Linked DNA regions of Mus musculus: region 2 is linked to region 1. Evidence: chromatin loops called from intact Hi-C (ENCODE). Cell type or tissue: heart. All regions are shown on one strand.

The links. Hi-C counts contacts between places; a loop is a spot of excess contacts. Peaks named below come from ENCODE experiments on the same cell type or tissue, not always from the same donor. Only the 100,000 strongest peaks of a DNase experiment are listed, where the experiment ranks them.
Region 2: it touches region 1 in a loop (2.0-fold over the local background); 3 of 42 quality-filtered maps call a loop at or near these places.

What each region holds. Positions count from the first base shown.
Region 1 is chr4:117,673,150-117,681,149 of GRCm38, reverse strand. Eri3 (exoribonuclease 3) reads right to left here. Exons shown (of 9, transcript NM_080469.4): 9 at 6,853-7,409. The coding sequence ends at 7,327. It overlaps Dmap1 (DNA methyltransferase 1-associated protein 1), which reads left to right. Exons shown (of 11, transcript NM_023178.2): 4 at 112-307; 5 at 4,383-4,541; 6 at 4,633-4,800; 7 at 5,015-5,200; 8 at 5,347-5,418; 9 at 5,651-5,723; 10 at 5,834-6,129; 11 at 6,356-6,464. The coding sequence ends at 6,415. Among named protein-coding and RNA genes, the nearest start is that of Dmap1, 5.1 kb to the left of the region's middle. In heart, a CTCF peak has its summit at 4,036 (motif pointing right); a DNase peak (open chromatin) is centred at 4,029; H3K27ac peaks cover 233 bases.
Region 2 is chr4:117,400,707-117,408,706 of GRCm38, reverse strand. The region is part of intron 2 of Rnf220 (ring finger protein 220); the gene reads left to right. Among named protein-coding and RNA genes, the nearest start is that of Gm12828, 38 kb to the left of the region's middle. In heart, no CTCF peak of the experiment used is centred here; no DNase peak of the experiment used is centred here; H3K4me3 peaks cover 497 bases; H3K27ac peaks cover 649 bases.

The DNA of each region.
Region 1 (8,000 bases):
AGCTCAGTGTCTTGCTCCAGGACATGACTTCCTTATTCTGGGGTAGACTGAGCTTCATGGCTTTAGAGGTTCTTCACACACCTGCTTCTAACCTTTCACCTCCACTGCCAGGGATGCACCCCCACTGCTGCCCAGTGACACTGGTCAGGGGTATCGGACAGTGAAGGCGAAACTGGGGTCCAAGAAGGTTCGCCCTTGGAAATGGATGCCTTTTACTAACCCAGCTCGAAAGGACGGCGCTATGTTTTTCCACTGGCGACGAGCGGCGGAGGAGGGCAAGGACTACCCTTTTGCCAGGTTCAATAAGGTGAGCTGCTAACAGAGCAAAGCTGAGCCACTTGCTGAGTTCTCCAGTCTCCCAGGGCTGGCTCCAGATGTGCTCAGTCCCAGCCTCAGTTACCCACTCGGTTCTAGGTCAAGTGCTGCTTGTGGGTTTCTTCTGCCTGTTGCATTCCGCCCTTTTCTGGATCTCCTGTGGGTTTTAGTGGCTTCCCTTGGCCCTTCAAGTACTGCTGCTCCTCACAACTGCATCCTAGGTGCAGCTTCCTGCTTCTCCATGCTTCTTCATTGTTCTTCTTTAGCTCTGTTACTTCAGCAGCTAATGGCCTCACCCCAGAAGATCTCATTTACTAATACTCCTTTCTGAATGTCCCATTTGGTTTGTGTCACCATTTGTATGGCACATGCCAGCAGACCAGAGGACACTTGAGAGCTGGGCCCCAGAGATCAAACTTAGGTTTGAGCCACCTTGTCAAAACTAAGAGTGGTCAGGGAGGGCCTCTCTGGGAAGGTGGTATTTGTTACCAATCAAATCTCAGCCTGTGCTCTTCACCCTTTATGGCTAAGCACCCTAAACCAAGACCAGTTAGTTTTTTGGTCTAGATTGTAGAGCCTTACCTAAAGCAGGGCCTTTTCCAGTCTCATCCAGCCATTGAGAGGAAAAGCTAGAGTAGGCTAGGATTGTATAACCTGTGGCTAAGGAACAGTGTGGCTCAGAACAGTCTAGAATTAAGACCTTAAAACACCAGGAGTTCAAACTCAGATTTTTCTCAGTCTGACGTATCTTGTGCCTGGACGCCCTCTCTTTGATGGCTTCTCAGACTGAGCATTGTCCAGTGTGGCTCTATCACATTCATTCCAAACCAGCGTGTCCTCCATCCCAGTATCGTTCTTAGGACTCTAGGGGCCAACTGATGGAGAAGCTAGACTGACAGAGTTCAGTGAAAAGGTGAAGTATTTGAGGGAGGGGGAGGGACTGGGAAAGACAGACGTTCTTTTATCTTTAAAAAAACACTCAGTTTGTATTTAGTACTTACTGTTCCAGCATGTTGAAGCCTAAACACTGAGAACAAAAATAAGTCAGACAAAGTATCTGTCCTTAAAAACGTCATGTTATTGAGAGACAGGGGAATATGGGTACAGTTACAGTCAGTAGGAGATAAACTACTCGGAAGGCTGGAACGTTATGGGAGTTTCCTTGATGATGGTACTAGGTACAGTGATTCTTTTTCCTTCATACACATAGAACATGGCGGAGAAAAATATAAAAAGAATATAAGGCCCAGAGGCTCCTGCAGACAGGCCTACGGCCAAGGTTGATCCCTGGGACCCACGTGGTGGAAGGAGAGAACAGACTCTGAAATGTTGTCCTTTGACCTCCAAATATCCCATCCCTACACACCTGAAACAAAGTGCAATTTAAAGTGTAACTTAAAAAGGTTCACGTGTAGTGGCTGCACTGGGCATTCCCGTATACCGATAGAGCCTAACGCTCCATGTAGGGTCATGGGAGGGAGGTGTGGCTCTGTTGATCAACAGTGACCATGCCAGGTGGCCCTTAGCAACCAAGCTTAAGAACTTGGAGCCACTCATAGATTTTAAAGTAGAGTCATGTCAGGACTGGATGCGTTCTGGCAAGCTCTGGGTGACTGTAAGATTGAGTGAGTTCATGTTCTTCCTTTAAAGCTGCTTCCCTGAGGGGCCTTACTCTCTGTGACTCTCCCTCTGCTCTTGCTCAGGACAGGAGTCCAGGAGTCACTGAGGGTGGCACCCTCCTTGGCCCTTCATGCCCAACTCTGGGATTCCCTCTTACTCCAGCCTCTAGGCCTGTGCCTTCTCTGCTGCTTTTGTTTGGGCTTTTGGCTTCTCACCTCCACCACTGCTGAAGGTGGCTGTTTAGTTTCCTACTCTTCTTTCACTCCAACACCTTCTCTGCTGCTAGGTGGTCTTAGATACAAGAAACAGGACTTTAAAATAATTTTATGTGTATGAGGGTTTGCCTATGTGTGTCTGTGTACCACACGGGTGCAGTGCCCGTATAGGCGGAAGAGGAGCTGGAACCATTGGGGCTGGAATCTTATGACTGCGAGCTGACACGTGGGTGCTGGGGGGGGCGTGGCAAATCCAGAAACAAGACCTTTAGTCTCCTTAAAACTAGCCTCATTGGATTGTGCGGGTCACCCCTAGCTCAATTCTAAGCTTCCAGAAGGGGGTGCATTCCCTGTAACAGCTGGTTCACTGCCACAGCAGACTCTCTTCTCAGCTCACTGTTTCCCAGCCTGCTCCCTGAAGCCAGGTGTGCGCACACATTAGAGTATTTTCATCTTATGTCCTTTTGTGATCCCCTGTTCTCCCTCACTAGTTCACTTCTATTTAGCCTTAAGGTTTAGTTAGCCTGGTATGGAGGTACATACTTGTAGTCCCAGTATTTGGGAGGTGGAGTCAGGAGCATCAGGAGTTCAGGATTATCTTCAGATACATACTGTCAGGGCCAGCCTAGGCTACTAAATAAAAACAAAACCAGCACAGGGCTAAACAGATGACTCAGTAATTAAGAGTGCTTATTGCTCTTCCAGACTGGGGCTTGGTTCCCAGGAACCAGATGGGTAGCTCATAGCTACCTCAAACTCCAGCTTCTTCTGGACATCCAGTGCCTTCTGGTCTCCATAGTCACATCTTCCTCAACACACACACAGGATTAAATTACTAGGAGGTAAATGTAGCCAAGTCTGGGAAACTAGATTTTCCAGAAGGATGTCTGAGTGGTCAAAGGATGAGGATGTTCAGTTGGTAGAAGGAATATGGAATTAAGAATAAACTTGAGGGAAAGAAATGGCCAAGCCTTGCTCTTGAACTTAGGAATTATCTAGAAGGCACTTTATCTCAGAAGTTGATCTAGAACAGCATCTTTCTTAGGAACAGGCGAACGATCTTTTCTGTTGTAGTCCAGCATTGACTGAGAAAGATTATTAGGATTTTAAGAGAATACAAGTTCATGTTTATATTTCATGAGTGGACACACAGTTGTGACATAAAAGTGCTTTGTTTCCATTCTTACTGTAGGTCTGCCCTGTACGGAGGGAGCATGGTGTAGACGTTTGCAGACAGAGAGCTGATTGGAAATGGACTGCAGGGCAGCCTGAGTACAACAGGATAGTGCTGTGCTACTCTGAATGGCTTGTGGCCATTGAGAGATGGGGATTCTGGAGGCAAAATTAAGGAAAAAGAAGGATTGAAAGATGCTTCCAATGTCAGGTGTGGTGATGTGTGCTTGTAATCCCAGTGTTTGGGAGACTGAGGCAGGAGGACTGCTGTGAAGTAGAGCCAGTGTGGTTTGCACAGAGTGCTGACCAGCCAAGGCCACTTTACCAAGGCTGTGTCGACAACAAAACAGAAACATAGACCATCTTTAGACACGGGTTTCTGATGCTGGCTTTGGTGACAGTGGCTGAGGTGTGGATTGGGGATGTTTGAAGAAGAGGGATGAACGCAGTGTTGAGCATATTAAGGTTGGGGATGTGTGACATCTGGTGGAAGTGTCCAAGAGCTTTTGAATTCATGAGAAACTTCCTGTTCTAGCCCAGAACCAACTCCTTCTTAGATTTCTGATCTGTGACTCAATTGTGGTGAGATTGGTAACTCTGAGAGGGCACCCGGGCAGGAGGAATATGGGCCAGGAGAGGAAGGGGCATAGGCGCTAAGTTTCCCTGGAGATGCCCAACAATTGAAGTACTCTGAGACGGCACATTTCACTGTCACCACTGGGTGGCAGTAGTGCTTCAGACAAGGCTCTGGGCCTTCCCCTGTCTGATGGGTTTGTCATTCTAGAATTGACCCTTGGGTGCCTAGAAGTGCTTACAAATCAGATAGGAGCTTGTGACCCATTCCAAAAGATGGTAAGTTGTCCTGAGGGAATCAGGTAGGCCACTGACCCAGAGCCTTATAGGGAGGGGCCTCTGACTAATTAGACAGGGTCTTTCTTTCCTACAGGCTGCTCCTGTAGGGATATGGGGTTGGTAATAAACAGGAAGGGTTGTGGTAACATGGCAAGCCTGCTTGGACATACACAAAGGAATGCGGTCCCCATGTCTTTGTGCCAGTAGACGGTGCAGGTGCCCGTGTACTCAGAGCAGGAGTACCAACTCTACCTTCATGATGACGCATGGACTAAGGCAGAGACTGACCACCTATTTGACCTCAGCCGCCGATTTGATCTGCGCTTCGTAGTTATTCACGATCGGTATGACCACCAGCAGTTCAAGGTGAGCTGCTATGCACTTGCCTGAGTGCCCAATCCTTCTGCCATTTCTTCCATGCTCCTCAGTGTTCCTCTCCATGTGTCTTGATCCTCAGAAGCGTTCTGTGGAGGACCTGAAAGAGAGGTACTACCACATTTGTGCCAAGCTTGCCAACGTGAGGGCTGTGCCAGGCACAGATCTCAAGATACCAGTGTTTGATGCTGGGCATGAGAGACGGCGGAAGGAACAGCTAGAGCGGCTTTACAACCGAACCCCAGAGCAGGTCATAACCTCTTCTACACCACCCTCCACGGCTCAGCTCTCACTCCCCCCAGGCCCCTTCACCTCCAGCCCATTTTTATGGTCCCTGTTCCTCCCTTCTCTGCAGGAGTCTCCTTACCTCTGGTCCCTTATAGATAACCTAGTGTCCCGTCAGCTCCCCAGCCACTTGCTTCCACACAGCCCTCATACACACGGAAGCATTTCTTGCTTTGCAGGTGGCAGAGGAGGAGTACCTCCTACAGGAGCTGCGTAAGATTGAGGCCCGGAAAAAAGAGCGGGAGAAGCGCAGCCAAGACCTGCAGAAGCTGATTACAGCAGCAGACACCACTGCAGAGCAGCGGCGCACGGAACGCAAGGCTCCCAAGAAGAAGCTACCCCAAAAGAAGGAGGCTGAGAAGCCGGTGTGAAGGCTGACCCAGCAAGCTCAGGGGGGAGGGGTCATCTGGCACAGGGTCCCCAGCTTCAGTGGGTATTCTCAGAGTATCCTGAGTTATTAGGTCCCTGGGCCACTCCCCGTGACACCTAAGGCTCCTTAACTCTTCTCCAGGCTGTCCCTGAGACTGCAGGCATCAAGTTTCCAGATTTTAAGTCGGCAGGTGTCACGCTACGGAGCCAGCGGGTGAGTTACCTCATGCAGTATTGGGCCCTTGGCTCCAGGTGGCCTAATGCTACAGCTCTAAGTCTAGAGCAGTGGGAGAGGGGGCTATGGACCTCAGGGCATGGCCAAGCCTAGTCTGCCTTTACCATTCTCCACTTCTCAGCTAGTTCCATTTCAGCCCCAGCTACACCCATGGGTTACCTATGTGCCTCATCCCAAGAGGTGGAGGACTTAGCTAGCTTCATCATTGCAGATGAAGCTACCCAGCTCTGTGGGTCAGAAGAAGATCAAGGCGCTGGAACAGATGCTGCTGGAACTTGGTGTGGGTGAGTGATGCTGAGCCCCACAGAATGTCCCCTTCTCTCAGAGCCTAAGCAAGGGAGGGCAGTTCATGTTTCAGGCATGTGACCATAGTCCAGCTTTGTCTTGCTTGCAGAGCTGAGCCCTACCCCCACAGAGGAGCTGGTGCATATGTTCAATGAGTTGCGGAGCGACCTGGTGTTACTCTACGAGCTCAAGCAGGCCTGTGCCAACTGTGAATATGAGCTACAGATGCTGCGGCACCGGCACGAGGCCCTGGCTCGGGCAGGAGTGCTGGGGGCCCCTGCCGCAGCAGCAGTGGGACCAACCCCGGCTTCTGCTGAGCCAACAGTGTCTGAATCTGGACTTGGTCTGGACCCCACCAAGGATACCATCATTGATGTCGTGGGTGCACCCCTCACACCCAATTCGGTAAGAGCCTGGACAGGCTTATGGGGAGCATGACCTGGCTCTGCAAGAGAACACATCCTTTACAGAGCCTACTCTCTCCAGTGCCTTCAAGGGAGTGGTTGCCACTGTGAGGGGCGAGGCTGACGACAGGAGAGGGTTGACTATTGGGCCTCTTCTCTGAAAAATGACAGACTAAGCCTTGAGTCCAACCTCAGAGGCTACTAACCTCAACACTTTGTCTCTTTAGCGGAAACGACGGGAATCAGCCTCCAGCTCATCTTCTGTGAAGAAAGCCAAGAAACCATAAGGGGCCATCTGAGTTGGTGGTATGGTGTAAATAGAGCTGTTACATTGGACTGGGCTGATTGTTTCCTCACTTCCTCATTAACCTTGGCTGGAATGACAGTCTGATATACAATCGATCACTACAGCAAGTTCCTAAAGGCTTGCTTGCAATGCCCACATTAGGCCCTTAGCCACTTTGAGTTGCCTAGACCCTGCACCTCGAACACTTGTGGTTCTACATTTAAGATGGTCTTGCACACGGCTGGGATCTCAGCAGTTTTGGCAGATCCTTGGGGTCCAGGTATTTCCCCCTCCCACCCCAGCCCTGCCCCCAGTTTGTGTAACTTTAGTGAAGGCATCAGAAGGTACTATAGTGTCAGCTGCTCACATGCTGATGGCTTTGTATGGAGATGAAGCCTGGAACATTGGCATATCAACAGCCTTAGACACAAGGGTGGCTCCAGACACACTAGGACCTTGTTTCCCCGACTTTATTCAAGTGGCACGTTCACAGCAGGGATGAGGGGAGGGTGGACACAAGGTGGGGCCTGATCTGTCCTGGAGCCCTGGGGGCACCACACACCATGCACTATGGATGGGAGGGGCACAGGGAGGGCTTGGTGGCCCCAGCAGAAGCCTGTGTACTAGGGAGAAGGCAGTTGAGTACCTGGGTTCCCCCTAGCCCAGGCCCATAATGGCAGGGGCTAATACTGGGCTGAGACTGAGGAATGGGAGTGGGGTGGGGCACAAAGTGTCTGCTCCAGAGGGGCCAAGTGGCCATGCCCTCACACAGGGCACAAGCCTGTAGGGCAGCTGGGGGACACTCTGGGCGCAGAGCTGTGCCACTCTCCCTTTTCCCTCTGGTGAGGGAGAGGAGGATTCTGGTTTGGGCCAAGCAGCTACCCTGTCCTGCCCCATCCCGTCCTCTGCCAATCAGAAGGGCTTTGATGTCTGCTTGAAGATGAAGCCTCGGTATGCCAATGTCTTCATGATGTTGGCAATGTTCTTGCAGTCATCTAGAAAGAAGAGAAGACATTCAGACCGGCCAGATTCAGGAGCTATAGGCCTGAGAAGGACATCTCTGGCTCTGATGACAACATTGCTAGCCTTGGGTTGGGCTGGGTGATACTGGGCCTGCAGGAAGCCCGGACTCAGTGCTTCTCAGTCCCATAATTCATGTTGGAAATTGGCCGCTGTGTCCCATCCCGGCCCCAGTGGTGATGTATGGGCGCCGTCGCAGTAAGAAAAAGGCAGAGTAAATGTGTAATTTCTCCCTTGACGGCCCCTGGCCGCTGGGCGATCCTTCTTGTTGCCGCCACATGGGGACGGCCTGTCCGCCACACTCTGTCTTCCCGCCACCCGCCTTGATGTCTCCATTTCATTACTGTGTGGCCATTCATCACACCCACAGCCAGGGTGACTTTGTCGGCACTTGTGTGTGTGTGTGTGTGTGTGGGGTACAGACTGTGGCCCAGGCAATACTCAACTGGTGACAAGGCACAAGACTTGGCATGGCTGTGTCGGAACCCTGGTAAACACCTGCCCTGGATACCTGTCCCCATGTAGCTGCTATCAGCCTGTCAGACATATGCAGTAGTCAACCTACA
Region 2 (8,000 bases), 270 kb after region 1:
GAGTGGATGGAACCGGATGCTACCCAAGATGACCTAAGGGCCTTTCCCAAAGTGTCCGTCTCTCATCCCTGCCCTGCCCCTCTCACCCCTCCCCTGCCCACCTGTGCCCTAGAGCAGCACTCATTGGTGAAGCTGTGTGTTCTTCAGCTAAGAACAGTCAGTCCCATTCATGGATAAGAAAATCAAAAGGTCACTCAGGATACCTAAAGCAAAAGAGGCAATAGATCCAGCAGCCCCGCCCCCTGAGGGTGAGGATGGACGGCTGTGTGGATAGAACAGAGGCTTGGAAATAAGTTGCTCCCCTGGCCACTCCAGGGCACGATGAAGCCCAAACCTGCTTCTCATCTTGGTTGTCTTCCCAATGTAAATGTCTTCCCTGGTTAGACTTCCTCCTAGCGTGGCACTTCTTTGATGTAGCAGTGAGATTTGCCATTACACACTAGTTCAGAGACTATAATTAAGGCCTCTTTTCCACTAGGCTTGAACACTCTGGGAGTGAGTACCTTGCTATTGGTCCTCTGTGCTATGAGTACCACGTGGGGCCTTAGCACATGCCAAATGAAGGAACAAAAGAAGAGGCAAGACAGACTCAGAGGAAGTGAGGAAAATGAAAACCAAGGGTTTCTAGAGATAAAGGCAACTGCCAGCCATTGCATGGAGATAGAGGACATTTCTTCACGACTCCAACATGGAGGCCAACACGAACAGCACAGAAAACATTGGGGCCAGGGATCTAGACAATGTGATGGCTAAGGTCGGGGCAAGAGGTGGATGACCTCCGCTTTCTTCCTCTGTTCAAAGATGCCAGTCTGTCTCGGAGCCTGGGGCAGAGAAGGACAGAGGTTCTGTGGGAGAACTGCAGACATTTCTGATGGAGAACCTGGAAAGAAAAGGCCTGGCTTGCTGGGGGTAGCTTTGGGAGAGGACCTTCTAGTTTTCTGCAAAACAAAAGGGTTAGTTTCAGGAAGAGACTAGATCTTGGATCCTGGAAGCCAGAGGGAAGTTGAACTGGTGAAGGGTTAAAGGAAGGAAGAGATTGAGGGTGAGGTAGGGAAGACCAGTGGGCACACCCCTGGTCTGTGGGAGATTTTTCTTTACCTCCTATAGGGCAGAGATGTGCAGCTCATTTTTTAGATCAGTCTTTAAGAAGAAAAATGACAAAAAGGAATTTGGATAATTAGGAAGTAAATGCAGACTGTGCAAAAAAAAAGAAGAAAAAAACGGTTACAGCTAGAAAGCAGGTAGAGAACGCTCAGAAAGCGTAAAGGGTTCACAAATGGTTCTCCATCAGCCAGCCAGGGTGATATCCATCATGAAGTATTAAGGCTGGTGTTCTGGGAACATGCTAAGCGGGGTGCTGATGGAGCCACTTATAATAGTGTCTGGAAAAATCATGGGAAGTAAAGGGGACCATGAGGAAGCTGGCGAGGTGAAATGGATATGATCCTGTCATCTCAAAGGTGGCCTAAGAGTCTTACGATTCTTCATTCTGTCAAGTTAGAAAGTATACACAAGGGCTGGAGAGATGGCTCAGCAGTTAAGGGTACTGACTGCTCTTCCACAGGTCCTGAGTTCAAATCCGAGCAACCACATGGTGGCTCACAACCATCTGTAAATAGATCTGATTCCTTCTTCAGAGGTGTCTGAAGACAGCTGCAATGTACTTATATATAATAATAAATAAATATTTTTTTAAATTCTTAAAAAGAAAGAAAGTATGCACAAGAAGCAAGAAAAGTCTGTCATCTCTGGGAGAAAATAAAATTGTAAAATCTGTGTGTGTGTGTGTGTGTGTGTGTGTGTGTGTAAGCACGCCTAAGGGCCAAACCACACCAAACAGAATAGCACTGAGTGATCAGATTGAAAGCAGAGAAACAGATGTGTTATAATGGGCGTGCCACAAGTGGCTGTTGTAAAAACAGGTTCAGGATCTGCCAGTGGTGCATAGAAAGGAAAAGTCAATAGCAGAGAATCCATTCAGGGCGAGGGGTGCCCTCCTGGCGAACAATTAACCATGTCTTCTCTTGGACAAGAGAAAGCGACATGTAGCCGAAGACACTGATGGATAGGTATGGTGGAGAAATAAATAATACAAGAACCCAAGGAAGTCCCGGGCTGGAGCATCTAATTATGGAGGGAGAGGCAGATTGGAACAAACAACACATTGGGTTCGGGGGAAGGTCCCTCTGTTCATTGAAGAGAACTATTCAGGGTCTTAGAAGCTGCCTTGCTGTGGAGGCTACACACAGAAAATTTGGGTGTAGAACTCTTGGGAGTCTTTTCTGAGACTTGATACAATCGGGTAGTTTCAAAACTGTGGGGAAGGCCCTGGAGGGGTGGGCTGAGCGGAGTGGCCTTGCGTGGTAATGACTGCTGGGCTGCACAGCTCCAGCACCCTACATGCTTTTACAAGGTTAAAGCAACAGCTTGAACCTGTATGGGGTGAGCATTTGTTTCCTTTCCAGATTGCCAGCTAATGAGGAAAGATTAAAGAGGCTAAATCTGTTTAGCTTGGCTAAGTGTCGACCGAGGCGGCGGGAGCGGAGAGGCATGCTGCGCCTGCCTGGCAGAGCTGGGGTGTGATAAGTGTCTGCAGACTTCAGGAAGGTGTGACAGCAGCCTGGCCCAGGGAGAACGGCTCTCTCAGCTGGTGCAAGGAATCTTAGCTTTCAGCACTGGGAAGAAAAGTGAGGAGGTTCTCCAACAGGGAGCTCAGCATCTCCTGGGGCAGACAGGTGACCCGAAGAGGCAGAAGGCCAGCTTTGCCAAGAGGGGAGGAACCAGGCCAAGCACGAACCAAGTCTTGAGTGTTTCTGGGGGCCTTTCTGGTCCACTGCCCCCCATCACAGCTGATAGGGACCACTTTCGGGTGTGTGACATTCTTGGTAGCTAGCTCCGCAGTTCATAACCAGGCTGATCTTTGATGATATCTTAAGAGGAAATCTTCCAGTCTGTGAGGAGACCTCCTCTAAGGGCAAACAGAACATCCCCCACAAAAGGGAGAGCAAGCGGCAAGGCCAAAGACTTAGTGTCCCAAGCGTCCCCAAGCTGGTGAGCTCGGCGGACTCTCACTCCTACTGTTGGCAGTCTCATGGTTAAACACTTAAACAATCTTTCTTTCTCCTCTTTTCTCTCTCCCCCTCTCTCTTTCTCTCTCTCTTCTTTTCAGAGTTGACAGGGGCCAAATAAAGGCCCTTTTAAAAAAACACACAAAACAATTTTGTTCCTTCTGAGAGTGATGGAGTGAAAGCGAGGCAGATTATAGGCCTGCGCACCGAGGGCCCTGCAGATGGGGGGAGAAGAGCTGACATGATGGGAACCTAATGGCAGTAATTGGCCCTGGCTTTGACAGGACCCATATCACAGCTCAGGAAGAGAGAGATGGTTAAAGTAAAAATTTACACAAAATTATATGTTTTCGGGGTGAAAAAGACTGTTTGGATTTCATTTTTTTTTCTTCCTCTTCTTCTCCCTAGAGCGTGCTTCATGGGTCACGCTCTGTGTTCTCTCTCTCTCTCTCTCTCTCTCTCTCTGTGTGTGTGTGTGTGTGTGTGTGTGTGTGTGTATACGGATGTACAGAAGTATAGATGCAGACATGTGTACATGAGTGTTTACACATAAGTGTGTGCACACACGTGTACACATCCATCCTCCCTGGTATACTTGTATCTACTGTGCTACCAATGCTGACTTTCTCCCTTCCTCAAACAGAGGCCTGGGCTAGCCCTGGAAGTTTCTCTTTAGAAAGGAGAAAGGGCCTCAGAGGAGGAAGAAAGAAAAAACTACTATATTAGGATGCCCTTTATGATTTCACACAGAAGAGATTGTCGGGGCGCAGTACACAGCTGCCTGCCTGGCATCTTGTATTTATCCTTGAAGCACTTTACTCCTGACTATAGCCAAGCAACAGATTGGGTAATTACATTTGCTTGGTGTCTGACTCCCGCTCCAGTCTGGGAGCCCTCGAAGTGCAGGACCCTGTTTGTCTTCTTTAGTGCCACATTCCCACTACCCAGGAAGCAGCTAGCACACTGAAGCCTTTCAGTAAGTGGCCAGGGCTGAGGAGATAACTGGGTGGGTAAACTGCTTGGCATGCCAATATGAGGATCAGTGTTTGGGCTCCTAACACCTACATGACTGCTGGGCATGGTAGGCCACCTATAACCCCAATACTCAGGAGGTGAAGACAAGCTCCTTAGAACAAGCTGACCATGCCGGGCGTGGTGGCGCACGCCTTTAATCCCAGCACTTGGGAGGCAGAGGCAGGTGGATTTCTGAGTTCGAGGCCAGCCTGGTCTACAAAGTGAGTTCCAGGACAGCCAGGGCTACACAGAGAAACCCTGTCTTGAAAAAAACCAAAAAAAACAAAAAAAAACAAAAACAAAACAAAAAAAAAAACAAAAGAAAAGAACAACCCCCCCCCCAAAAAAACCCAAGCTGACCAGTTATCTTAGTCCAGTTAGAGTGGGTTCAAGTGGGAGACACTGCCCAGGTACATAAAATGGAGACCCATTGAGGAAGATACTTACCATCAACCTCTGGCAGGTTGATGCACAGACATACACATGCACACATACACACGTTCATTCACACAACATGCATGCATTCATTTCACATAAACATATACAAGCATATGCACACACACATTCATTCACACACACACACATTTACATCTACACATGCACACACACATAACATATACAGACATACACACATATGTATACACACATACACATGCACACCTACATACCTTTATACACATGCGGGCATGCACACACACATAACATATACAGACATATACACATATGTATACACACATACACATGCACACCTACATACATTTATACACATGCGGGCATGCACACACACACACATACATACACACACACACACAGAATTTTTAAAATGAGCAGCCTAAAATAAGAAGTCACAGAGGGACAGCAGCTGTGTTAGAAGAGCATGCCTTACTGAAGATAAATTGACTGATATAATAAGAAAAGGCCCCGTGAACTGCTGGGAGGAGCAGGCCAGACCACAGTTTGCTGAGTGGCAGTGGAGGCTCTGAACTCTGTCCTTTATGAGCCTGAAGCACAGTGTTGGCACAAACTGCTCATGCTCCGGTTGTAAAGATTGGCACGTTCAGCAAGGAGGGTGGAGCTTAAAGTCAGGAAATGAGGGGGCAAGACCCAGATGTTCAGGAGGGAATCCTAAGGGATGGGCCAATCATGAGAGGCACAGGAGGAAGAGACCTGCAGGCAGAGAGCAGCTATGGAGGTGTGAGTAACTCCTGGAGGGAGCAGGAGGTAGGTTGGGGTCAAGTTGGGCTTAGAGGAACCAGTAGCAGGCTCAGGCCCAAGCCCTTCACATTTCGCCTCAGTGTTTGAAGAAAACCTCAGGCCTGTAGCTAAACCAGGCCTCCCTAAGACCACTGAGGAATCCAGAACTGAGTCAGTATGGCTAGGCATGGGAGCTTTGTCTAGGATCATAGAGAAATGATACCGGTGGAGCCATGGCACTTGCTAGGATCAATAGAAAGCCAATATAGTCATTAGGTGGTTCTGGACTAACACAAGTACAGGCTATGTGCACTGAGAGCCGTCTGAGGTACACGGGCATCAGACCAAGCTGTAAATAATTTCTAAGACTGACCTGCTGCTGCAGCAGTGAAGAGCGAGGCCTGCTGGAGAGATGGCTCAGTGGTTAGGAGTGCACTGTGGTAGCACAGACCCGAGCTTGGTTCCCAGCACCCACATCGGGTAGCTCCCATCTGCCTGTAATTCCACCTCCAGGACACCCAAGGCCTCTGACCTCTATAGGCACTGTGCTCATGTGTATATACTTAGACATAAACACAGAACCTAAAAAATTAAAATAACCTTTTTTTAAAAAAAGGGGAGTGATCACTTATAATCAGATGGTTAGGATATGTAAATTCTCTCTGGGTTTTGTTGTTGTTTGTTTGTTTGTTTTAAATATTTACTAATTTTATGTATATGAGTACACTGTAGCTGTTTGCATGCACACCAGAAGAAGACATCGGACCCCATTATAGATGGTTGTGAGCCATCATGTGGTTGCTGGGAATTTAACTCAGGACCTCTGGAAGAGCAGTCAGTGCTCTTAACCACTGAGCCATCTCTCCAGCCCCTTTGTTTTTGTTTTTGAGACAGGTCTCACTACGTAGCTCTGGCTGGCCTGGAACTCTGTGTAGACCAACTGACCTCAAACTCGGAGACTTGTGTGCATCTTGGCCTTCCTGGTGCTGGGATTAAAGGCAAACATGCACAAACAGATTCTTTTGTTGTTGTTGTATTTATTTTAATTTTATTTTATGTGTATGAGTGCACAATATGCATGCACTGTCCAAATAGTCCAGAAGAAGGAGGACATGGGGTTCCCTGAAAGTAGAGCTACACACAGTTGTGGGCCACCATTGCTGTGTGCCACTATGTGGGTGCTGGAAACTGAACCTGGTTCTCTGCGGAGACAGGAAGTGCTCTTAACTGATGTGCCCTTTCTCTCTCTCCAATCCCAGAACAGTACAGAGACTCTTAACAACTGAGAGCTAAAGACGTGTAGGATGAGGGCATGAGTTCAAATCCCAGCACCCACATAAAGCCAGATCCGAAGCTGTATGTAAGGGGCGCATGCCTTTAATCCCAGCGCTTGGGAGGCAGAGACTGGAAGATCTCTGAGTTCAAGGCCAGCCTGATACAATTTAAGCCAGGACATCCAGCGCTACAGAGAAACTCCGCTCCTCCACCCCTTACTTACTATGTTCCATCTGGGCTGCTCTTAACTCCAATCGGCCAGCCTTCGTGGCCATGGCTTGAAGATTCTTACCCTGTGGTATTCTCATCTCTCACCGCCTTGCTCTCCCTCCTTATGGTCTCCTCAGACTCCAAGTATGGGAACCCCAACCCCTGCCTACATGTCTTCTGCCCAGCTATTGGCTGTTAACATCTTCATTTAACCAATAGTTTTAAATTAGAGAGCAAGGTCACATGACTGTGGGGACTCTCTCGTTCCTGGGAGTAACCAGGTCTTGGGGGTCAGTTTTTATCATTAAAATACATATCAAAAGATCAAGCTTTAACCAAGACTAATTGAGAAGAATGCTCAATGTCAACCTCTGACTTTCACAAGCTCGCACGGTGCACACACACACACACACACACACACACACACTGAGGAATTTGGGATTTGAACACTCTCATTTTGTATCAACATTGACAGGATGCCTCTTCTCTTCCAGGTACCATGCTTGGTCAAGGCCCTTCAGAACTACTCTTTAATTTAAGATATTTCCCTTATAATTAGTCTTTCTATGCAGGTGTGAGGTCATGAATGGAAATCCATGACACTCACACAGTATAAGAGAATGCCCTTTTGGGGGTCTCAGGGTTCCCCCAATTCTGCAGATGCTCAGATGTCTAGGGAAACAGCTGCTGCCTTGGAATTTTCCTCCATTGGGATTTAACACACCAGTGGGAACCTCATCCCTATCTGTTGCCTCTGCAGAACAATATTAAAAGCATAAGTCAAGGACAGTTTCCTTGCACTGGAATCTAAAATAGTGAGTTTGCTTCATCAGGTACCTCTGGCCTCTGGTCCATATTGGCCGGAGGATGGGATGCTGGAACCTCCAGCTTAGCCCTCCTCCGATGTGGTCCTCAGCCACTGCTTCCATGCCCTGTGATGGCGTAGAAATGGGCCATTGGTGCTGTTGCTTTATCACCCATCTAAACTTTTTACCTAAAATCATGGAATCTCAGCACCTTAGGGATGATAGGACATGTGTAAAAATAGCCTGCCTAGACCGAGTTAAGTGCTAGAGACTGGTAAGTTTAAAAATAATTCCTGCCTCAAAGGAATTATTGTCCACTGAGGTGGACCAGCCAAAGAGATGATTTCAGCATACTCGGGAGAGTGCTAAGATGTAAATACAACTCCTCCAAAAAAAAAAAAAAAAAAAAAAGCAGGCTGTTCTTTCTGCCAGG